Regions from separate parts of the Homo sapiens genome. Here region 1 is linked to region 2. A link is a loop called in an ENCODE intact Hi-C map of the cell type or tissue named here. Cell type or tissue: heart left ventricle. All regions are shown on one strand. Each heading gives the region's core, and the rest is flanking DNA. Links, peaks and the distances in the headings are about the cores only. Region 1 overlaps ANKFY1 (ankyrin repeat and FYVE domain containing 1). Region 2 overlaps UBE2G1 (ubiquitin conjugating enzyme E2 G1).

The links. Peaks named below come from ENCODE experiments on the same cell type or tissue, not always from the same donor. Only the 100,000 strongest peaks of a DNase experiment are listed, where the experiment ranks them.
Region 1: it touches region 2 in a loop (2.0-fold over the local background); 7 of 110 quality-filtered maps call a loop at or near these places.

The regions. Positions count from the first base shown.
Region 1 is chr17:4,229,352-4,237,351 of GRCh38, reverse strand. ANKFY1 (ankyrin repeat and FYVE domain containing 1) reads left to right here. Exons shown (of 25, transcript NM_001330063.2): 3 at 1,462-1,580. Among named protein-coding and RNA genes, the nearest start is that of ANKFY1, 31 kb to the left of the region's middle. In heart left ventricle, for the core only: a CTCF peak has its summit at 3,573; a DNase peak (open chromatin) is centred at 7,596; H3K27ac peaks cover 5,934 bases.
Region 2 is chr17:4,297,845-4,314,976 of GRCh38, reverse strand. UBE2G1 (ubiquitin conjugating enzyme E2 G1) reads left to right here. Exons shown (of 6, transcript NM_003342.5): 2 at 7,854-7,956. It also overlaps the pseudogene MFSD1P1. Among named protein-coding and RNA genes, the nearest start is that of ANKFY1, 42 kb to the right of the region's middle. In heart left ventricle, for the core only: a CTCF peak has its summit at 10,341 (motif pointing right); no DNase peak of the experiment used is centred there; H3K27ac peaks cover 125 bases.

The DNA of each region.
Region 1 (8,000 bases), core at 1-8,000, 72 kb after region 2:
AACAGCAGTTTGTAATAATTTGAAATAATAAATACTCTCTTAATCTTGTGATCTAATATCCATTGGTTATAGCTTGGTCTTTGATAGAACTAGAATTGCCGATACTTTCAAATGATGATTAAGTGTATTCTAGACAATACTCTTGTAGCGTAGAATGTGTCTCTGTCAAGCATTATATACAAACAATATTCTGTTTGGGTTTCCTCTTTTTTTTTTGAGACAGAGTGTTGCTCTGTTGCCCAGGCTGGAGTGCAGTAGCGCGATCTCGGCTCACTGCAACCTCTGCCTCCTGGGTTCAAGCGATTCTCTTGCCTCAGCCTCCTGACCAACTGGGATTACAGGTGCCTGCTACCATGCTTGGCTAATTTTTGTATTTTTAGTAGAGACGGGGTTTCACTATGTTAGCCAGGATGGTCTCAATCTCAACCTCGTGATCTGCCCACCTCGGCCTCCCAAAGTGCTGAGATTTCAGGTGTGAGCCCCCACGCCTGGCTTGGGTTTCCTTTTAAATGGATGGGTTAATTCATGTAATGGTATTTTTTTTTCTTTTTCTTTTTTTCCATATAGTGGTTTTTGTGTATTTAGTTTCCAAAGACTTTCCAACCTAGTAAATAATTTTAAAGTTGAATATGAAAATAAAACATATAACTACAAGCAGGATGATGACAGTGACTTTGGATTCCTGCCAGCATAGCCATACGGCATGTGTTCGTGTCAGCCTAGTGGGTCATCTTGACGTTTTTGTTAACTGCCCAGATGCTCTCCTCCAGTAGTATTTGACATTTCAGAGTTAAACATAAATATCTATTTGGGAAGATCTTTTCATATAATGGCATGTCATAATTATGGAAACATGTTTTGAAAAGAAAGCTTTTTCCTCACCCCATTTTTTATAAGTAGTTGAGTAAAAAATGGTCAATATTAGGACTGAATGTTTCTAGTGAGAACAGGAGTCCAGATACTGGGTTTCATGTTCATGACTGCTTGTTAGTTTGTTCACGGTTTTTCTGTTTAACCTTGCTTGAGCGTTACTGTGGAGCATAGTAGCACTGTAGTCTCAGAGTTGTCATCACCATCTTTAACCTTTCTGTCTTTCTCTCCCTGATGGTTTAGCTTGTTTTAGTCTATATAAAATATCCTCTACTTTTTATGTGAATATTAATCATCCTACTTAACTTGTAGGTTCACCACCGTAAGAATCCCATGAGAAGATGTATTTGAAAGCAGCGCATGCCATGTGAATTAAAGCCAGAATTTATCAATAGAAAACATTTCTAGCAACATACTATAAAGATGACTCACCAGAATTCAGTGCTAGCATATAGGAATAATTCTTCGCTGTAATTTTTTCTTTTGCAGATGTATGTTGATGAATACTCATGTGTTTATCAGCTGTGAATCCTAGCTATACCTAGTTATGATGACATTTTTCTAATATATGTGGATCTTTTTCTTCATCAGCGATCTGAAGATAAAGGTTGGGGACAGGCACATCAGTGCTCACAAGTTTGTCCTGGCAGCCCGCAGTGACAGCTGGAGTCTGGCTAACTTGTCTTCCACTAAAGAGTTGGACCTGTCAGGTGAGCCTTTGAGTGATCAGGGACACAAAACTGCTAGCGGAAGGGCTCTTGGCAGAAGGTTGTGGTGTCTCATTTTGAAATATTTGTGATTTAATGAAAGTAAAATAATTAAGCAATTGATGGCAACCATGAACTAGTTAAATAATTAATGAATCAGCAGGTTGTACTTTTAGGTACTTTGTGTACCTACCTATTTAGGAGGTAATACCTGGCTAACAAATCGTAAATATTTGAGTATCTGCAATGTCCTTATGATTTATAAAATGTAAGTGTTTTTCCGTACACTCATTTCATGAAAAAATATGCTGTAAATAAGGATTCATGTCCAGAAAAAAATTTTCCCTCAAGTCTAATAAAAAGTCCTGCTGTCAAATTGCTTAAAACTTCATGCTAGATGCCAAAGGACTTTTTTTTTCTTTTTTTTTTTTTTTGAGACAGAGTCTCACTCTGTTACCCAGGCTGGAGTGCAATAGTGATCTCGGCTCTCTGCAACCTCCACCTCCCAGGTTCAAGTGATTCTCGTGCCTCAGCCTCCCGAGTAGCTGGGATTACAGGCACCCACCACCACACCCAGCTAATTTTTGTATTTTTAGTAGAGACAGGGTTTTACCATGTTGGCCAGACTGGTCTTTATCTCCTGACCTTAGGTGGTCCACCCACCTCAGCCTCCCAAAGTGCTGGGATTACAGGTGTGAGCCACCGTGTCTGGCCAAAGTACTTTTTCTAGTTTATCAGAACTGAACTCAGAATAGTTACTCTGAAGAATAACAATATTCTTTCTTTAACATCAAAAGATGACCATTAGCCTTCAGAATTTTAATAGGTTTGGGTTACTATGTGAGATGGTGGATATGTTAATTTGCTTCACCATAGTGCTCATTTTACTATATATGTATCCCACAGCATTGTGTCGTATAGCTTAAATATACACAATACAATTTGTTTTTAAAAAAAGAATTTTAAGGCCGGGTATGGTGGCTCATGCCTGTAATCCTAGCACTTTGAGAGGCCAAGGTGGGAGGATCACTTGAGCCCAGGGAATTCAAGACTAGCCTGGGAAGACCCTGTCTCTGCAGCAAATTAAAGAAAAAATTAGCTGGACAGGATGGCATGTGCTTGTAGTCCCAGCTTGTTGGGAATCTGAGGTGGATGGATTTCTTGAGCCAAGAGTTTGAGGCCACAGTGAGCTATGATGTCACCACTGCATTCACTGCATTCCAGCCTGGGCAACAGAACAAGACCCTGTCTCAAAAAAAAAAAAAGAAAAAATTAATAGCTACATTGGCCTATTTAATGTTACTTGTTTTATGTCACATTTTTTTGTGTAGGATTGAAGCAAATAGGGTGGCAAGTAGACTTGAAAACAGTCATTTTCAAAAGTTGACCTGAAGGTTGCATTTTCATTTAGTACTTGCCTGACTGCTATTGGAAAAAAAGGGGCAAAGAGCAAAATTTTAATTTAATTCTAGTATTAATATTCATCAGAATTATATGGTGAGGAGAATAACAGGGATGTGTTCTGAGAATGTGTCATTACGTGGTTTTGTTGTGGGAGCATCATAGAGTATAGTTACACAAATCTACATGGTATAGCCTACTACACACCTAGGCTATATGGTATAGTATGTTGCTTCTAGGCTACAACCCTGTACAGCATGTTCTGTGTAACTGTACAGCATGTACAGCATGTTACTGTGCTGAATGCCATAGGCAGCAGTAACACAGTGGTAAGTATCTGTATATCTAAACATAGAAAAGTTCAGTAAAAGTACAATATTATAATTTTACGGGACCATCATCGTATCTGCAGTCTGTTGTTGACCAAACATAGTTATGCTGCTTATGACTGGACTTGCCGAAGTGATTGTGTGAATTATATCTTTGTTCAGAAGGTTTGTCAGTTGAGAAGGTACTGTTTTCCATGCGCAGTGCCAGGAACACTGAGATGATTATAACACAGTCCCTGCCATACGGAGCCCGTACTCTGCTGGAGGAAACAGGCCATTCACAAATCATTTCAGACCAGGGCTGTAAATACAGAAATGTAGTTAGCTTATATATAAGGTTGAGAACAGACTAAGTTGGGGTGATAAAGGAAGGTTTCAGAGGTGGCTAATACCTGAGTAGTGTTGTAAAGGCTAAGTAGGCATTTATCTCATGGATTAAGGGGAACATATATCAGTGTTTCCCAACTGTGAGCGAACTCTGTCTCTTTATGATAATTTCTAGGATTTAACTTGAGGTCCATAACTAAAAGTTGTAGATACAAATGCACATACACACCTACACATGTGCAGATGCCTGCATGCCAGTAACTAAAAACATTTGCCTGGGAAATAGTTTTTTACTGGGAGGGTACCAGTCCACGTGATCGAAATCTCGAGGGATAGCTTTTTTTTTTTTTAAAGCATAGTGTTTTGAAACCATGTATCTTTGACCTCATATATAACAGAATTATGAAGACCTTATAAGATCATGTAGTGTTCTTCACAAAATGTGTGATAGGATCTTGATTATATGAACAGAATGTTTATGAAGACTAGAAGGTAATAAATATATGGAAAATATTCGACTTTGTTAGAAAAAAGTTAAGAATAAGCTACCATCTTTTGAAATCTATATAATCAAACATTGGTGATCCTAGTAGCTGTGAGGCTCATGAAGGTGGTATTCTTGTACATTTGCCAGTGACGATACAAATAGGTATGACAGTTCTAGAAAGCAGTTAGGCAGCTGAGCTGTGAAATATTCCTACTTTTTTTTTTTTCTTCATTATCTGACTTCTGGGATACTGTCGTAGGTCACTCAGACAGTGTTAATGTTCCTCAGTTTTATTTTAATTGTGAAATATCGACTGCCACCAAAATGAATGAGAGTGGCAAAAACGAAACATCGCTGCTCTCTGAAACAAAACGACACAACACAGAAAATTACATCAAGGAATAAAAAGCCAATTTTAACATTGAATTAAAAAATTTTGCTTTACACTGAAATTTTTTAGTACATCCAAACGTTTAGAGCTTTAATTCAGTGCTGTCTGGCCTTAATTCAGTGCTGTCTGGCCACAAGATTGCATCACTGTGAGTCAGGAAGTTTTCTCGAGTTCAGGAAAATAGAATATTAATGTCTTTAAATGTCTCTAGACTCTCCTCCAGTTGTAAATAATAAGCGTGTTTTGATTCTACTATAAGGTTTGCTTTCAGGAGTGATCCGCTTCAAAGTAAATGGTTTTTGTGGCTTTCACAGATCAAGCACCTGTGAAGATAGCAGATAGGAGAACATGTGGCATTTTTACTTTTTATGACATTTTAATGAAATGTATCTTTGAAATGTGTTATGGGGGAGAGGTCCAAGGTGGTAGTGGCATGTGTGGGCCTGTTCCTGTTGAATTGTGTGCTTTGCCCAGCAGTCCTGCTCATTGCCTAAACCTGGGCTTGCAGTTGCTGAGACTGCCTGGGAAGCCTGTGTGTTATGTGATACCTGGAAGCACTGACACTTCATGGCAGCAATTTGAGGAAGATTGGAAATAGGTTCTTGTAAACAGGTGTATAAATAGCATAAAAGCTGTATTTTAAAGGCTCAAATGTTTTCCACACCAACAGGCTTGATAAAATCATTTAATGAATTTATTGGTGTTTTGTTTTTTCAACATTAATCCATTCATATAAAAAACATTGAGTGGTAAGCGCTTTTCAAGGTGTTAGGGATACAAAGTGTACAAAATTAAATTCTTGCTTGCATAAACTTACATCTTAGAATGTAAGAAAAACTCCACATTTTTCTTTTTGATGTTCTTGTCTAATTGATATTTCTTTCTTTCTTTTTTTTTTTTTTTTAAACAGGATTTCACTCTGTCACCCAGGCTAGAGTGCCATGGTGCAATCACGGCTCACTGCAGCCTTGACCTCCTGGCCTCAGGTGATCCTCCCACCTCAGCCTCCTGAGTATCTGGGACCACAGGTGTGTGCTACCATGCCTGTCTCATTTTTTATAGACATGAGATTTTGCCATGTTGCCCAGGCTGGTCTTGAACTCCTGGACTCAAGGAATCCTCCTGCCTTGGTCTCCCAAAGGCCTGTTGGGATTACAGGTGTGAGGCACTGCACACAGCCTTGATTATGAGAATTTTAGCATATGTTGATGAAATACAACAGGCATTATATACACTTTAAAGGTGTTTGGATATATGAATCATACCTTGTTCAAAAAAGTGAAATGTTTGTACCTGATATGATCCACTGATGAAGGCACAATCACTTCTGTAGGATTCTTTTTTTGTTTTTGAGATAGGGTCTCACTGTGTCGCCCAGGCTGGAATGCAGTGACACTATCGCGGCTCACTGAAGCCTTGAACTCCTGGGCTCAAGAGATCCTCCCACCTCAGCCTCTCAAGTAGCTGGGAGTACAGGTGTTCACCACCATCCCTGGCTAATTGTTTAATAGAGATGGGCTCTTGCTGTGTTGCCAAGGCTGGTCTCAAACTCCTGGGCTCAGATGATCCTCCTGCCTTGGCTACCCAAAGTGTTGGAATTTCAGGCATGAGCCACTCTGCCTGGCTCTTGTATAGGATTTTTGCCATTAATGCATAACCTCAATCTACTCATGAGAAAACATCAGACCCAAATTGAGGGACATTTCTCAAAATAATCAGCCAGAGTGTTTCTCAAACATGTCAAGGTTATGAAAAACAAGAATGGTTTAGGAAGTATTACAGATTGGGTGAGACTAACACTGAATGCAGTGTAGAATCCTCAGTTGGATTCTGGCCATAAAAAGGGTATTACTGGTAAAATTGGCAAAATAGGGCCTATAATTAGTTAATGGTATTGGTATTGTATGTATTACGTAGTTACCTAATTTTGATCATTGTACTATGGTTATATAAGCTGTATTAATAATAGGGGAAGATGAGTAAAGGGCATATGGGGATGCTCTGCAGCTTTTCTCAAAGTATGAAAGTATCTGAAAATGTAAACAAAGTAGAAATTTGCTTTTTTATTTCTTACTAAGGTATCTTTAAATATATGAAGTGATATGTTAATTAGCTTATAACCATTTCATAGTGCATACATATATCAAAACATGTCATACATTAACTCTATATAATTTTTGTCTGTTAAACCCTAATAAAAAAGAATAAAAGATAAAAGTTTATAAAGATACTGATTGACCAAGTGGGAAGAGAAAGAATATGACTGTTAGCTCAGCAAAGCATAACAAATCTGAGTCCACAAGGAAAGTATTATATTTACTTCTTGGTGAAGTAAAGCAATTTGCTTCTAGCAAAATGATCTGTTTATGGCCTCTCTGTAGCACTTTACCAGTAGCAGCTGACACGATGAGAGGTTCCAATGGATTAGAATGGCTGTTTTGAAGCTAGAGTTTGTTGCATACTTTCTCAAGCAAAGATCTTACAGTTCCTTGGCATAAGGGCTCAGGGTATGAGTCATTCAGCTCTCCTGGAATGTGTCCTGGATAGTGTCAAGCCATTCCAAACAGCAGAAAACATCCTCCTTTATTCCTTTTCACTCTGGTTGGGAAAGCTATCCCCTGAAGCACCATCTGGAAAGCTTGCACTCTGCAGTGGAAAGGGCATAGTTTCCCAAACTGTGTACTCGGGGAGCTGTGTGCTATTTAAATTTTTAAGAGAAGCACAGCAATATTCAACATCTGTTGGCTACTGTGTGAACTACTAGGTTAAGGCTGTTCAGTTTCAGTATTAAATCATACTGTGTTCCTTCGATGACATCCACGGGAAGTTTAGAATATGCTCACAAAAAGGAGTAAAAAAGAATATGCTCACAAATTCTTTGCTATTTCTCCCTGCAAAGGTGGATTCAAATTCTCCTCTTCAGTATAGGCTGATTCACCTCTAATGAATGGAGTGTGGTAGAAGTGGCAGCATGTGACTTGAGAGATGGCTTCATCGAAGGCACTGTGGCTTCTTCCTAGCTCTCTCTTTTGGATTGCTCATTTTGGGGGAACGTTAGCGGCCATGTCATGAGGACACTCAAACAGCCTTGTGGCCTCCTGCCAGCAGCTGAGTCCCATGCCCAAAGATTCTCTCAGAGCTCAAAATAATCTATTTTATCTGCGGTTATATTCTTTACTTAATCCTCATACTGCTTTTGGGTTTTTCTCACCAATCTTTGGTTATGTTAAGTTTGTGTTTGTGTTGGCTTATTGCAGATTTGGTTTAGGTTCATTGTTCTTTTAATTTTTATTTATATTTAGCCAATTCAATAATTTCTTTTTATCTGTATTAAATCTTTCTTTGAAATTCCTTTGAATTATTTTTTCTTTTTGAGTTGAATTACTATCTTTTATCTCATTTTCTTTTTTTTTTTTGAGACAGAGCCTCACTCTGTCACCCAGGCTGGAGTGCAGTGGTGTGATCTCAGCTCACTGCAACCTCCACCT
Region 2 (17,132 bases), core at 5,552-13,551:
TTGTGTCATAATCGTCATAAATTTAAAAAAAGTTTGAATTCATTTCTCTCTTTTGTGCTCCTTGCAGTATATTTGCTGAAGATTCTAGGTCTTGTTCTTTAGAATATCCTGCAGAGTAGATCTTGCTAATTGTGTCCCAGGGATGTCCTTGAACATGTTTCTCTGTTTCTGTTCTTTGTGAATTAGTTATTGTACTTAGGGGCTCAAACAGGTTAGGTTTGTGAGGTGAGATTACTTCATATGTGGTGGTTTGTTCATTTTTCAGGAGACTGTAATATCTGGTTGTCTTTTAAAATGCCTGGATTAAATGATAAAATGGCCAATGTTTCAGTTATTTTTCATTTTTTAGCTGGAGTATTTTTATAGAGAGAAACCTCATTTGATCAAATAGTAATTACTATTTTGATTACTTGGCAATATAATTTGTGTAATAAAAAAGGATCACACTAAATGTTGATTCTTTTGCTTTTTAAAATTGGTTTTCAGAATAACAAAATGGTTTCCCAGCATCCTGTAGTGGTGATAAATTTGTTTCTTGTTTTTGATTTCACAGTTATAAACTCATGGATTTAAACTTGCATATTTCAAGCATTCGTTGTTACTAACTTTATTGACACTCAAATTGTCCCATATTTGACCAGTGGAGGCCTCTTCAAGCTGGCTCTTGAGTCCTTTCCACAATACCATAGTATTACTCGATAGCTTCCTTTTTGTCTGCTATGTGTGAGATGAACCTAACATTTCTTGCTCTAGACCTGGAGTCAGCCATTTCTCTGAAGAGCCCTGGTCCGTTTTAGTGATAAATTCATATTTAGAAACCATATTCTGGGCACTACTGGGCTGTTCATTTTTTCTAGACCTTTTCAGTGGATAGATCTGAGAACTATATATTTGAAAGCAATGTCATTTTATATTCATCTAATTCCGATTCAGAAATGCAGCGTTTTTACTTTTCATATGCTCTTTCTGTTCTTTTTTAGTCTTATTCTTGGTAATGACTCTATCTTAGCAAGTCTGCTCATGCATTATTTTCCATGACTTAACACATAGAAGTCATTACTCTCAAGGACACTACCTTGTCCCTGGGTTTCCTTTTTATTCATGGCTTGTAGACCACTCTGGCCCACAGTGATTTCCAGATTCATAGCATGCAAGCATAACTCCCATTTAACAGTCACTGGATACTCCAGGATTTACTGAGTTTTAAAAATTGAAGTATAACATTGACAGGAAAGTACGCACATATTACGGACGGCATGCCTCTACCAGTACACCAGAAGTCCGTTCCATGCCTCTTCCCAGATACTACTCTCACTTCCTGCTCCAAAAGACAGAGAGAGAGAGAGAGAGAAATACTATCGTCCTGATTTGTAATACTGTTGGTTAGTTTTGCCTCCTTTAGAACTATAAACTTTTGTGTTTTAGCAGTCATGACTTTTGTGAGAAAGAGAGGTCTTTCTAGCCCTTTCCAACTCTTAATTTTATCTCTAGATAGCATTCAGAAAAGATGTTATCTTCATCTTTGGCATTCTCAAAACTCCTAATACCTTAGGAATATAAGTAGAAGGTCAAGCATGGTCACTTTTGGGTTTTAGTTTCCCTTTTGATTTACAGAAGCTCTGTTTGTATTAGGAATTTTAAACTTCTCCCTATTTTGCAAATATTCTTTCCCAGTCATTTGTATTTAGACTTTATTGCTGTACTAACCTTAAAGTATTTTGTGTAGCATTATTTGACTGTTGAGTTTTGTGTCCTGCATAGGAGGACCACCTCCACTCAAATTGATGTGAAAAAACACTATTCTATGTTTTCTTTTAGTTAGGTTTTATACCTCTTTGTTTATATCTGTAATCTGTCTGGATTTGGATGTAGTGTGAGGTATCCGTATCAACATTTAAACACAGATAGGATGTTTTAACATCTTTCAGCCTTTTCCATTAAAATAAAACTTGCTTGAATTTCATTTACCCGTGACTACTACACTTTTCCATCTACCGTCAAACTTTTAGAAAAAATTTCCACTTGGGTTTTTCCACTTCATCTTCTCTTTGTCCACTCAGCGTTGCCTGCATGGATTCCACCTTACCTTCACACTGACACTGCTTATGCCGAGGGCAACTGTGGCCTTTTTTTTTTAATTGAATCCAGTGGACTGAATATAGACCCCTTCTTCCCTGAGCTGTATGTGTTTATCATCATTGGATAGTTTCTCCTTTAAATGCATCTCCTTTAGCTTTAATAAAATGTTTTCTTGGCTTTTGTTTTTTTTTTTTTTTTTTTTGAGATGGAGTCTTGCTCTATCGCCCAGGCTGGAGTGCAGTGGCGCGATCTCGGCTCATTGCAAGCTCCGCCTCCCAGGTTCACGCCATTTTCCTGCCTCAGCCTCCCGAGTAGCTGGGACTACAGGTGCCCGCCACCACGCCCGGCTAATTTTTTGCATTTTTAGTAGAGACGGGGTTTCACCGTGTTAGCCAGGATGGTCTCGATCTCTTGACCTCGTGATCCGCCTGCCTCGGCCTCCCTATTTCACTGGCTTACCTTTCTCAGTTTACCTTGTGCCGCCTCCTGTTTTTTGTTTCTCAGTTGTTAATATTTTCTAGAATTCATTCGGTTACATCCCCTGCAGTTTATATTAATGCTTATCCTTGGGTGATGCATCAACTTACAACCTCAGTGATCAGCCATATTCTGATAACCCTGAAGTCTCTATCGTCAGCTCAGATTTTTTTTTCTTTCTTTTTTTTGAGTCGGAGTTTCACTCTATTGCCCAGGCTGGAGTGCAGTGGCATGATCTCGGTGACCTCCGCCTCCTGGGTTCAAGCGATTCTCCTGCCTCCCAAGTAGCTGGGACTACAGGCGCCCACCACCACCCGGCTAATTTTTGTATTTTTAGTGGAGATGAGGTTTCACTGTGTTAGCCAGGCTGGTCTCGAACTCCCTCACCTCAGATGATCCACCCGCCTTGGCATCCCAAAGTGTCGGGATTACAGGCGGGAGCCACCGTGCCCAGTAGATTTCTTTTTAAAGCAATGTATTTTTTGTCCCTAACAAAAGGCATTTAATACCAAGCCCATCACCATTTCCTCCCCTCTCTTGACAAACCTCCTCCTATGTTTCTCATTTCAGTGAATGAACAGATTTCTACCCTTGCACAGAAATCTGGTGTCAGAAAAACAGGGAGGGAGGAATTGACATTATAGGTAATGGTGTTAAAGTGTACCACTCAGTGGTGTTTCGTGTATTCACGATGTTGTGCAGCCAGCCACCAGCTCGATCTAGCTTTCAGACGTTCTCATCACACCATTAAATCGCCATCCCTATACCCCTTAAGTAATTACGCCCCCTTTCTCCCTTCCCTCATTGTCTAATCTACTTTCTGTCTCTGGATTTGCCTCTTCTGGATATATCATATAGAATAAGTCATATAACATGTGACTTTATATGTCTGCTTCTTTAACTTAGCCTGATGTTACTGAGCTTCATATATTAGTACTTCATTTCTTTCTGTGGCTGAATAGTATTTCATTGTATGTATATACTGCAGTTTATTCATTTGTCGATGGACACTTGAGTTTCTGCCTTTTGATTATTACAGCAAATGCTACTACAGACATTCATGTACAACTTGCTGTGTGGACAGATGTTAGGGTATATACCTAGAAGTGGAATTGCTGGGTCATATGGTAACTCTGCTCAACTTTTTAATCATATGTCATTTTACTTTTTTTAAAAAAAATTATTTTTTAAACTGAGACAAGGTCTGGCTCTGTTGCCCAGGCTGGAGTGCCCTGGTGTCATCTGAGGTCACTGCAACCTCCGCCTCCTGGGCTCAAGTCATCTTCCCACCTCAGCCTCCCCGAGTAGCTGGGACTGTAGGTGCACATCACTGTGCCTGGCTAATTTTTGTACTCTTTTGTTTCTTTTTTTTGGTAGAGACAGGGGTTTGCCATGTTGCCCAGGCTGGCATCAAACTCCTGGGCTCAAACGATCTGCCCACCTCAGCCTCCCAAAGTTTTGGGATTACAGCGGTGAGCCACCATGCCCAGCTCATGTCATTTTTGACTTACTACTTTAAGCCCCACTTCTTTAACATCACCAGGTTAGGTTGATTGATTCTCTTCTAAATAGCCTTGTTTTCTTCATTGTTTCGACTACTATATACTCGAGGTACACTTTTCAAGATTACTTGAATTGCTTGCTTTTTGTTTCTTTGTTCTCATCATGCCTTTTTAAACAATCTTCTACATACTACAAGATTGGTTTTTGCAAATGTAAATCTCATGAGGTCACTCCATTGTTTAAAAGAAAAAGAAAAAAAGAACCACCCTTCAAAGGCTTATCATTGCCCTCTGGATAAAGTCCAAGCATGCAGGGCTTACAAAGGCCCTTTGCTGTCCAGCTTTTGACATTCTGTTTAGTTTCAGCTGCTCCCCTGCCCCCCGCCGTTCCAGTCACATACTGATTGCCCTATTTCAAGTTTTTGTACATGCTCCTCTACCTAAAGTAGGGTTCAGATTCTAAACCTTGAATTCCCTCACCCAAATCCTTTATTTCTTTTCTTTTTAGAAGCCTTTTCTTATTCTTCATGATTATGTTATGTGCCCTTCTTTTTTGTGTGCCCTCAAATTCTTGTACTGTTGTTGGAGCACATTGTAATTGCCTGTTTACTTCTCTGGGGATCAGGAGCCGATGTTGGTCAAGTGCCAGAAGATGTAGATAGACTGAAAGTACAATTAATAGGAATTTAGCAGAAGCCAAAAGATTATTTGATAAATTATTTAGGGAAGACTTCATGGAGGGGGCTAGTATTGATAGAGACCTTGAAGGAAGCATTCATGAAGGCATGGTAAGGTTCTATCACTTTAAATGGATTAAGCCTGTTAAATATTCATGCATCTAGACCTAGGAAGATTCATGCTGGGGGCTGAAGCCATGACAAAAGTGAGACATTGGACATTTTTCAACATTGCTTTTGTATTACTTACATGGAACAAGCAAAGGACACAATTATGCCTGTAGAAGAAATGCATGGAAAGAATGGGCAAAAGATTTCAAGAACTTGGGGGTTTTGACAAGAGTAAGAAGCAATGATATGCTTTATGGAAAGTGTAAGGAAATTTTCAAGGGTAATTTTGACCATGTATACTAATTTCAGAGCTTACTCACCTATGTTTATAAACCCTGGACTTCTGGTGGAAAATGCAACAACTAGGTGATTTCTGGATATATTATAGAATCTTTCACAAGACTCTTGTGTACAGTGTTGTAGAAAATGGTCCGAGTAATGTAATGGTGTTTCTCTAGAAAAAGGTTGGAAATGAGATCAGTCATGTAGAAAATAACTCCTCACAGTGCATTTGTGTGTGCTGCACTCTGTTCCTCAGTTGACAGGAAAGTGGGACTTTCTGTTTTTTAATAGAATGTCTGCAACATAGTTGGCGCTCAGTACACATATGCGTGCATAAACAAAATAACAGTGAAAATGCTGTTCCCTTCTTAATGTGTTTGCACTTTCAATATCTTTAAAAAGTATTTTAGATTAGCCACTTTAAAGTAAAAGTACATTTCTTGTGTTTTGAAATACAGAGCTGATTTTAACTATTTGTAAAAGTCTAGTTTGCCTGTTATGCAAAAATGTTAGACTTATAAAAATCTCCCCTCACATTTCAAGAAAAGAAGCACTTCATGTTTAAACATAAATTTTTTATTTTTATTTTTGAGACGGAGTCTCGCATTGTCACCCAGGCTGGAATACAGTGGCATGGTCTTGGCTCACTGCAGCCTCTGCCTTCCAGTTCAAGTGATCCTCCTGTCTCAGCCTTCTGAGTAGCTGGGATTACAGATGTCCGCCTCCATGCCCGGCCAATTTTTGTATTTTTACTAAAGACAGGGTTTCACCATGTTGGCCAGGCTGGTCTTGAACTCCTGACCTCAAGTGATCCACCCATCTTGGCTTCCTGAAAGCGTTGAGATTACAGGTGTGAGCCACCACGCCCTGCCTAAATATAAATTTTCACTATTGGCTTTCTCCTATTTTGCTGGCATGTTGTTAAATCGTAGTTGTTGAAATAATACCATCTCTTGATTTCCCCAAAAATTAATATCTCCTCAGTTACCTAAACATTGGTTCAGTCCTTTGTAGCACTCTGAGTTATATTATACTGCCTTTCATCATTAGACAAAGCTGCCTGAGAATGATGGCAGGTAGTATACGAGAATTACACACCTGTTGAGACTCCCAGCAAGTCCTTTTCAAACCACTCTACTCCTGTGTGTTCTTTGTCCACACTTTCCAATTTGAGCCAATGAGTACTCAGTTCCACTGGCCGGTAAAATGTGATAATTGTGTGGGTGATTGATACATGCATTCACTATTGTGATTGTTGTTGTGTTGGTTCCTCTGGTGTATATCAGTACTTATTAAATTGTGTGTGTGTGTTTTTTTTCTTTTTGAGATGGAGTCTTGCTCTGTTACCCAGGCTGGAGTGCAATGGCGTGATCTTGGCTTGATGCAACATTTGCCTCCCGGGTTCAAGCAGTTCTCCTGCCTTAGCCTTCTGAGTAACTGGGATTACAGGCACACACCACCATGCCCAGCTAATTTATTTATTTATATATTTTTTGAGACAGAGTTTTGCCCTTGTTGCCCGGGCTGGAGTGCAATGGCGCGATCTTGGCTCACCACAACCTCTGCCTCCTGGGTTCAATCAGTTTTTCTGCCTCAGCCTCCCGAGTAACTGGGATTACAGGCATGTGCCACTACGCCCAGCTAATTTTGTATTTTTAATAGAGACGGCGTTTCTCCATGTTGGTCAGTCTGGTCTCAAACTCTCGACCTCAGGTGGTCCACCTGCCTCGGCCTCCCAAAGTGCTGGGATTACAGGTGTGAGCCACCACGCCCGGCCAAATTGTATAATTTAAGTATGTGCAGTTCACTGAATGTCAGTTATACCTCATTAAAGTTGTTTAAAAATTTCTCACATGATCTGCTCACCATCAGGAGGCCAGTACTTTATTAAGTCTGGTGTCTCTGGAAACATTCTGGGCTCTGTACCGCTGCTCACCTGCTCCTTAAGGTCCCTGTCTTGGCCTGTGTGCCCCCACCTTGCCAGTTCCTCGCCTCTCTTGTTTCCCACCCTGTCATCCTTTCTCCATGCCACAGCACTCTCTTTAGAGGAGGAGAACCTCACGATGCTGCAGCCATTCTGTATGCTCCAGGTGTTACTCTTAAGCTGCTCCTCTGTCCCAGAAGCTGTGGCTCTCAGAGGGTCGACATATACAGACAAGACATATGGGGCCCCTGCTCTCCTTGTGCTCAGAGATGGATGGGCACACAGGAGCACCCACTGTAGAAGCAGGTCCCCAAGACTACAGGGACAAGTCAAATAGGTGTACAAATGTTAGTATAAATGAAAGTTATTAAGCGCAGTACATTCCAATGAAAAGGTATGATTAGACACTCTGAAAGTATACCCTGAAGACAGCAGCATAAGAATTGCCAACATGATTTGATTTCCAGGGCTCCCTCTCAATGAGAATCTCTGGGGGACGGGCCTGGATATCTGCATTTTAACAAGCTTCCTTAAAAGACCACTGTAGGGCCACTTAGAATGACAAGAGCCTGGCTGGATACCAGTAGAAGTTGATCTTCTGGATAGTTTGCTTTACCCAGGGCTTTCTTACAGTATAGGCATGAAAATGTTTTGGCCATCAAGTAGCATTTTGCCTGGCAAGGTATATCTATTTAATGGTTTAAAACTTACATAAAACATGTACGCTCAAGTTCTGTAATTTATCTACTGGATGCAAATTATGTGCTTAAATGTATTGATTAAACTTTTCTTTTTCCACAGAACTCAACAAAAATCCAGTGGAAGGCTTTTCTGCAGGTTTAATAGATGACAATGATCTCTACCGATGGGAAGTCCTTATTATTGGCCCTCCAGATACACTTTAGTAAGTATAATGGAACTGACATCTTCAAAATGGAGCTCTTTTAATACACTGAATTAAAAACTATTTTGGCAGGCTGGGCACGGTGGCTCACACCTGTAATCCCAGCACTTTGGGAGGCCAAGGCGGGCCGATCATGAGGTCAGGAGTTCGAGACCAGCCTGGCCAATGTAGTGAAACCCCATCTCTACTAAAAATACAAAAATTAGCTGGGTGTGGTGGCATGCACCTGTAGTCCCAGCTACTCAGGAGGCTGAGGCAGGAGAATCACTTGAACTCAGGAGGCAGAGATTGCAGTGAGCTGAGACCACGCCATTGCACTCCAGCCTGGGTGACAGAGTGAGACTCCATCTCAAAACAAAACAAAGCAAAACCACAAATATTTTGGCAAACTGACATGAAATTATTTTTTAAGGAGCAGGAGAAATGGCTGTATTCAATATCCTTTGTACTGAATTTGATCATGGAAGAGTTTTTGTGTTTTGCTTGAAGCTCTAATGTCTAAGACCTATTGCTATTAAAAATAATAGTTTCAGGCCGGGCGCGGTGGCTCATGCCTGCAATCCCAGCACTTTAGGAGGCTGAGGTGGGTGGATCACCTGAGAGGTCAGGAGTTTGATACCAGCTTGGCCAACATGGTGAAACCCCATCTCTACTAAGAATACGAAAATTAGCTGGGCATGGTGGCATGCCTGTAATCCCAGCTACCCGGGAGGCTGAGGCAGGAGAATCACTTGAACTCAGGAGGCAGAAGAGTTATATAATTTTTGGACATTTTAATTGAGAATGTATTACACACATCAGTGTTTTAAGAAGGCTAAGGAGAACTTTCAAGATCGTCTCTTTTCATGGTTCTCTACTTGAGTCCCCACCGAATACTGGTTAGAATCTAGGTGTTCTTATCCCAAACTAAACTAATGGTCACTTTCTCCTAGTTTATTGAAAGTTATTGTTATGCTCTATGATAATCTATTAACTGACTATTAATTGTTAAACCAATGGCTTAAGGATAGACAACAATGTAGTGGTGTGAAAGAGCAGTAGAAGAAGAGAAATAGAGTTTAAAAATATTTCATGTCGTACATTTCTAGATGCAAAGACCACAGTCTTCTTTTCTGCTCTGAGTGTTTGCAGACTAACTTAAATTTACTAGTATGTATTGTTTTGTAAGATGCATCTGCTGGCTTGGTGCGTTGGCTCACGCCTGTAATCCCAGCACTTTGGGAGGCTGAGGCGTGTGGATCACCTGTGGTCAGGAGTTCAAGACCAGCCTGGCCAACATGGTGAAACCCTGTCTCTACTAAAAATACAAAAATTAGCTGGGCATGGTGGCGGGCGCCTGTAGTCCCAGCTGCTCAGGAGGCTGAGGCAGGAGAATCGCTTGAATCCGGGAGGTGGAGGTTGCAGTGAGCCAAAATTACGCTACTGCACTCCAGCCTGGTGACAGAGCGAGACTCCGTCTCAAAAAAGAAAACAAAACCGTCTCTGGTCTTTGGTGTACATTTTTAAAAGTGTTGGCTGTTGAATTGAGATGTGAATCACAGCAATATTTCTGGCAGCTCTGCTGGAGTGTGTATATGCTGCTGAGAATACTGGTGGTCACTTCTGGACTGTGCCTTCCTGAGATCACTAGCCTTTGCTCAGGAAAGAGAGAGCATATTCCTAGGGCAGGACCTGAGAAAGGCAAAGGAAGGTACAGGGGAATGAAGAAAGGTTTGTTAGAAGTAAGCCTTTTAGAATGCTACCAAGAACCATGTACTTCATAGAATGCTTAAAAAATATTTGTTGTCGGCCGGGCGTAGTGGCTCACGAGGCCGAGGTGGGCAGGATCACCTGAGGTCGAGAGTTGGAGACCAGCCTGACCAACATGGAGAAACCCTGTCTCTACTAAAAATACAAAAAATTTAGCCAGGTGAGGTGGCATATGCCTGTAATCCCAGCTACTCGGGAGGCTGAGGCAGGAGAATCGCTTGAATCCAGGAGGCAGAGGTTGCAGTGAGCCGGGATCGTGTCACCCACTCCAGCCTGGGCAACAAGAGCAGAACTCTATCTAAAAAAAAAAAAAAAAAAGTTCTTAAAAAACTTCTTAGCAGAAAGTAGTGAGGTTCTTGTAATTATTTCAGTGGAATGGAGAGAGTAGAGGCCATCTTGGAATTGTTTGAAGAGCACTATTGGAAGTGAATATATACACCTTACGTTTAAATAACTGCCTGTGAAGGGAAGTAGAGGCTTGTGCTGGGGGGAGGGGTGTTATAGGATTGAAAATAAATTAGTATAGGCTCAGATGGTACCCAGACCTAAGTGATTAATTCACCACTTTATAATTAGATAATAGAAATACTGTACCAAAATTCTGTAAAAGCTGCTGTGATTATCTCTCTGTGCCATCATTAGCCCTCATGTAGTCACTAGAGGGCGCTCCACTCTCTTTTCAGTCTATGTGATTGATAACCGGTACCGTTCAAGGATTACTTTGAGACTCCTATAGTTGCCACAAGTCTTAATTCAGTCATACTCATATTTATATAGCATTACATTTTTATTTTTATTAATGAGTCTTTCCAGTGCAGTAGTCCCTAAGGCCTTTCTATGAAATGTACATTCTGAAACTGGTGTGGTATACCAACTGTTTTCAGACTGATTATCAAACAGTATGGATAACCACTCATATCCACAGAAATTAAAATTTCAGGTAGAAGTGGCAATAGGTTTGTAGTACGGAAGTTTAGGGTGGATACAGTGGCTCACGTCTATAATCCCTACACTTTGGGAGGCCAAGGGTGGATCGCTTGAGCTCAGACGTTGGAGACCAGCTTCGGCTACATGGCAAAACCCTGTCTCTACAAAAAAAAATACAAAAATAAGTCAAGCATGGTGATGCATGCCTGCAGTCAGGAGGCTGAGCCCAGGAGGTGGAGGCTGCAGTGAGCCAAGATTACGCTACTGCACTCTAGCTTGGGCAACAGAGCTAGACCCTGTCTTAAACAAACAAACAAAACCAGAAAGTCTAAGAAACCTGGATATCACTGTATCATTATAACATTTTATAAATTATTAATGAATGATGACTGTATAACTTTTATCTCTCTTTTCCTTTCATCACCAGTGGCTGGTCTGTTCAAGGAGTATGTCTTATTTATTTATTTTGTTTTTAAGCACTGGCAATGATATGAAAAATCTGGAGAATCTTAAGATTATGTGTTTTGTAGTATTGCCTTGGGTAGATATAGAAAATGAAGAATCAGTTAACCAAAACTCTGAATTACATTCTTTTACAGTTGCAAAATTCTATTCCAGTTATAAATTATTTTCCAGTCCTGTGTGAGACATAGAGGCAGAAGCCATCTCTTCTGTAATGAAGTTCTGGAGGGAATGAACCTAGTGCCTACATTGCTTGGAAATGGAATGATCAGTGGTAATGCCATGCGGTTTATCACGTAGTGTTCAAGAACATGGACTTTGGGGACTGCCTTTGGTTAGCTCTCTAACTCTACCACTCTTCTTAGTTGAGTGACTTTGAACAATTACTTAAATTTGGTCTTAGCAGTTTCATTTCTAGGGTAAAAACCCTATGCTTAGGAAATGTTTCAAATGTTCCATGTTCTATTGCTTATAATAGCAAAAAAAAAATTATTTTTTCCCCTTTTGCAGTTTTATTATTTATTTTTGTAAATGTCAATTATAATTCGAAGGACACTTTGTAGTTACTAATTAGACTATATGAAAAACTGTACAGACTGTTTGTACTATAATTTGTGTCCCTAAGAGATTAGGGGACTCAGTAACAGAAAAATCAACTCAGAAGGGTCACTGCTCAGCAGTCCACATAACCACATAGTAGAGCCCAAGCTACTGGTTGTGAGTAGAAAGAGACTTCATACAAATATCTTCACATGTCTTCTAGCATTATGCCCCTACCAGGAAAGGGAATGTCTGTCACAATTTTTTTTTTTTCTGCTGTAAGATAAAGAAAAGGCTGTATCCCTTAGACACATACTTAATGAAGACAATCTCAAAAGAAGCTCCTGTGTTTTTCTGTTTTCACTGTTCTTTTCTGAAGTTCACCTGGATGTTCCAGAGCAGTTTTCTAAACCTTTCATTGTTGGTTGGCCTTTTGTAGAATTCTTCAGCAACACACAATACAGAAGACACAGGCTAAAATAGTTCTCACAAATACACTTTGAAATAGGTGTATTTGGATATAAATACAACTTGCCATTCCATTATTTTTTTTCTCATGACTAAACTCTAAATTTTTAAAAATGGAGATTTTCAAACCAGTGATGTGCAAAAGCCCATTCTCATGACACAGTCATTTAAACTTATTAAGTATGGGAAAATTTTATTTCTTCCCTTTGTCTTGTGGAATAATTTAGGTTCTCACCCTGGGCATGATTCACAAAATAGAGTAAGACCACAGATAAAAGTCACATAGAATCACAGGCAATGAAGAAAACTTCTAAAAACAAATATCCCCCAGTGTCCAGTATCATCCATCCCAGCAGTGATGGAAATGATGGCCACCCCAAGATTCTGAATGGAGTGCGTGAAGCCATATGCAGTTCCCAGTTGATGTTCAGGAACTACAGATGCCACTGTTGGCCAAAATGCACAGGCAAGCGATGAATAGGAGATTCCCAGAAGACACAGCAACCCAAGGGCTCCACATCATAAAGGCCAGCATCATGTGGGACACAAGAGTGGCTGCAACCACACGCAGAACCCAGATGCTGTTCTTCCCCGTGTCATCCACTGGGAGCCCAAATACTGGGGTGTGGGAGCTGATAACGACATATACAACACTGTTCATTGCACTTGCTGCCTGGAAAGAAAATCCAAATTTGTCTGTAAAGAAAACTTTCCCAAGTCCAATAAAAGGGAACATGGCAACACAATAGCAGACACAGATGATAAATATGAGCCACAGGGGTAAGGAGAAATCCTTTACATCAGTTAATGTAAAAACTTCCCCCCCCTTTTTTTGTTGTTGTTGTTCTTTATGAAGGATTCTCTCTGCTCTCGCATCTAAGTAAGCAAGAGCCAAGGAAGGCACAGATTAGTGAAAGAATACATTTTATACCCCCAATCTTAAGTGTGACCCCAGGGGTTGTGTGACCAGCAGAACCCCACGAAGCTTCAATCTTAGAATACAGCCAACTCACGAAGTTCATGTTTACCGTACTTCCAATTCTAGCCATGCTAAATTGTTGGAGTCCAGACACCAGGTTTAATTCTTTGTCTTTAAACCAGCTGACAGCATATGTCCTGGGCAACTGCTGAGCACTCCCCACCAATCCAAACACAAGTCTTTCAAATTCCATCAGCCAAAAAACATTAAATATTCCACCCAGAACAAAACAACCTGTCCAGTGCAAATAAAACAGCTAAAAGTAATTGTGCCCCATCATATTCCAAATACTCGGTCTTTTAAAAAGCCACCAAAGAAACACAAAACTACATTGGGCCAAGAATACCAGGCATATAGCAGCATGAATTTCATGGTGTTCACCTGCCTGTTCCGTTTATCCTGAGTCTGAAGGGCAGCAGGATTATTATAGCAAAAATAGCTGCTGAAGCCAAGGAAACACATCAATAACAGCATCAAAAGTCATAGCCAGGTGACTGGAGGCCACAGAAGGGCCAGCAGCACCCATGCTTTCTCATCCTTCTCCTCCATTGCGCCCGTGGGAGGCTGAGAGGCAAAAGGGGTGACAACTCCAGGACCTGGCAGAAAAGCAGTGCCCACGGAGCACAGCCAAGTCAGTGATCACATGACTATGTGATTCTGACTATCATAGAATAATAGTGAACTGTGGCGGATAGAATGAATGGACAAGAGACAGCTACAACAGGACTATAGATTAATAGAACAATGTTGAGCAAATTGCAGACGGCAGCATACAGCACATTATTTACATAAAATAAATATGGCAGTATGGTAGGATTTGATCCTTGTAAGATTTTTATAATTTAACTCAAAAACAGTAATGGAGGCCTCATGGAAAAAAATTGAACTAGGCCTGGGTTTTTAAACACTTTCAAATGTGAAACTGCTGGTTACATATCTCTCTCTCTCTTTTTTTTTTGTTTGAAAACAGAGTCTGACTCTGTTGCTCACTGCAACCTCCGCCGCCTGGGTTCAAGTGATTCTCCTACCTCAGCTTCCTGAGTAGCTGGGATTATGGGCACCTGTCACCATGCCTGGCTAATTTTTGTAGTTTTTAGTAGAGATGGGATTTCACCATCTCGGCCATGCTGGTCTTGAACTCCTGACCTCATGATCTACCCGCCTCAGCCTCCCAAAGTGCTGGGATTACAGGTGTGAGCCACCGTGCCCGGCCTACATACCTCTTTTTAATATCATGATAGTACTTATACTATAGCATCTGTGATGAAGATAATATGTAATGAAAGATATTTTGAATTAATTGGTGCCTTTTTAAATTTTATTTTATTTATTTATTTATTATTATTATTTTTGGAGACAGAGTCTTGCTTTGTGGCCCAGGCTGGAGTGCAGTGGCACAATCTTGGCTCATTGCAACCTCTGCCTCCCAGGCTCAAGCCATTCTCCTGCTTCAGCCTCCTGAGTAGATGGGATTACAGGCACCTGCCACCACGCCTGGCTAATTTTTGCATTTTTAGTAGAGACGGCGTTTCACCATATTGGTCAGGTTGTTTTCGAACTCCTGACCTCAAGTGATCCGCCCGCCTCAGCCTCCCAAAGTGCTGGGATTACAGGCGTGAGCCACCTTGCCTGGCCACAGTCACATCTTTCTATATTTGAAAAATAGTGGATATGTGACATGTTAATGTGTAGTCTACAGTGTTATTCTACTCTATGGGTTTTGGGCTTTCTCTTTGCTAACTTGGCTGCTCGGTAGAAGTTTGCACGCACAAGTTGGGTACTAGTTAGTTAAGCATCAAAAAAAAAAAGCAGGTAGGCCAGGTGCGGTGGCTCAGAAGGTCAGGAGTTCAAGACCAGCCTGGCCAACATAGTGAAACCCCGTCTCTACTAAAGATACAAAAATTAGCGGGACGTGGTGGTGTGCGCTTGTAATCCTAGGTACTTGGGAGGCTGAGGCAGGAGAATCTCTTCAACCCGGGAGGCAGAGCTTGCAGTGAGCCGAGATCACGCCACTGCACTCCAGCCTGGGCGACAGAGCAAGACTCCATCTCCAAAAAAAAAAAAAAAACTAAAAAAAGGAAAAGAGGGGAGGGGCAGGTAGAATTTCCACAGGTAAAATAGAAGAAGAGGGGTCCACAGATAGGAGAAAAACTCAGAAATGCTATGGTTGCTTCAGAGTGGGCAAGGCCATTTTCAGATAGAGTGAAAATTGTGTGCTTTAAATTTTTAGGGCTACTCTTTTAGTTGAATTTGGTTGACATTTTAGAGATTGAAAACAATTTAGAGGGTCTAAGTCAGTTTTTCATGATGAGGATTCCAGTCAGCTATTATGAAGCTTTTTAGTGAATGTAACCAATCAAAAGTAAGTGACGTGGGAAAGCTGACTTAATGTTGTCAAGGAATCAAGTGGCAAGTGGCTGCCAGTAGAATCAAGTGCAGGGGCTTTGTGGCAGTGGCTTTGATGTCCTTTTACATTGACTCTTTTTTTGTTGTTGTTGAGACAGAGTCTCACTCTGGCACCCACGCTGGAGTGCAGTGGCACAATCTTGGCTCACTGCACCCTCCACCTCCCAGGTTCCAACAATTCTCCTACCTCAGCCTCCCAAGTAGCTGGGATTACAGGTGCACGCCACCATGTTTGGCTGTTTTCTGTAATTGTGGCTTTCAAACCCATAATTAGAAATACTTTACATCATGACGCAGTGCATACATATGTATATATAGATTAGTGAATAAAACACATACATAGATTATATAACTGAAACTACTTGTGATAAACTCTGTTTTCTATTTTTGTTAACAAAAAAACTTTGATAGTGACTCATTAAATTGCTTTTGCAGCCCTGTTTGAAAAACTAGTCCATGTAATCAGTATATCCTAAGACCCATTTTGGCACTAACTTACACAGAGCAACAGGATCAGTAGATAAAGACTTAACTCTTTTTGGTGTAATGCACTCTTCACAACAGCTATTCCAGTCTCTATTCCCTCAAGCCCTCATGCTTCTTCCTTTCAATAGATAACCTCATCAGTTGTGAAAAGTAAGGCGCTATGGTGGGCCTTACTTCATTTCTACATTTCTTCGAATATCTCTTTTAAAGCGCTTGTTTTGTACAGTTTCCCCATCTAGTTACTATCTTCAACTGTTAAATTTTTTGTATAAATTGTCCTGTTTATTATGCTTAAGTACTTTACTACCCTGTTCTTTAACCCTTTACAGCTTTTTTTCCTATTGCTTTTTACTAAAAAAATTGTATTATCAAGGTCACTGACTTTATACTCTGAGTCCTGTGGCATTTCCTAATTATTCAGAAATGTTTGGTGTTAATGATCTGTCTCTTTTTTTAAACTTAATCTGCACCTTCCCCATGTCTTATGATCAGAAAAAGCAATAAAAATTCATACTTGCTTGTGAACAGTTCAAGCTATATTAAAAAGAGCAGAGAGTAAAAGATCTCGTAACACTAACTATTGTTAGTTAACTATTGTTATGTATTGATGTCCTGTTTCTGGACATTTTTCTATGTGTATACAAACACACCCCCAATTTTTCACTTGTTCTTTCCTTTCTTTTCTTTTTTCTTTTCCCAGGCTGGAGTGCAGTGCAGTGGTGCAATCACAGCTCTCTGAAGCCTCAACTTCTTGGGCTGAAGGGATCCTTCCCCCCTCAGCCTCTCAAGTAGCTAGAATTACAGGCATGAGCCACTGTGTCCGGCCTCCCACTTTTTCTTTAAAGACAAATTAGCTTGTTTTAGAAATACCTGCTTTTAAAAATGTAACAATAGATTCCTCATATCATTCCATGACAACACTTACTACTGATATTTTTCTTGGTAGATATTTTCCTTCTGCCACTAAAATGATAAGCTCCACAGTGCTCTTTAATGCTTTGTTCTCTGTTGTATCCTTTTACGTAGACCAATGGTTAGAGTAACTGGGTAATCAATGTATATTTGTTCAGTGAATGAAAACCATTTAATGAGCTGAGAATTTCATTTCTCACTGATCTGAAACAACCACAATCATGATTCTAATGGTTGGACACATTGA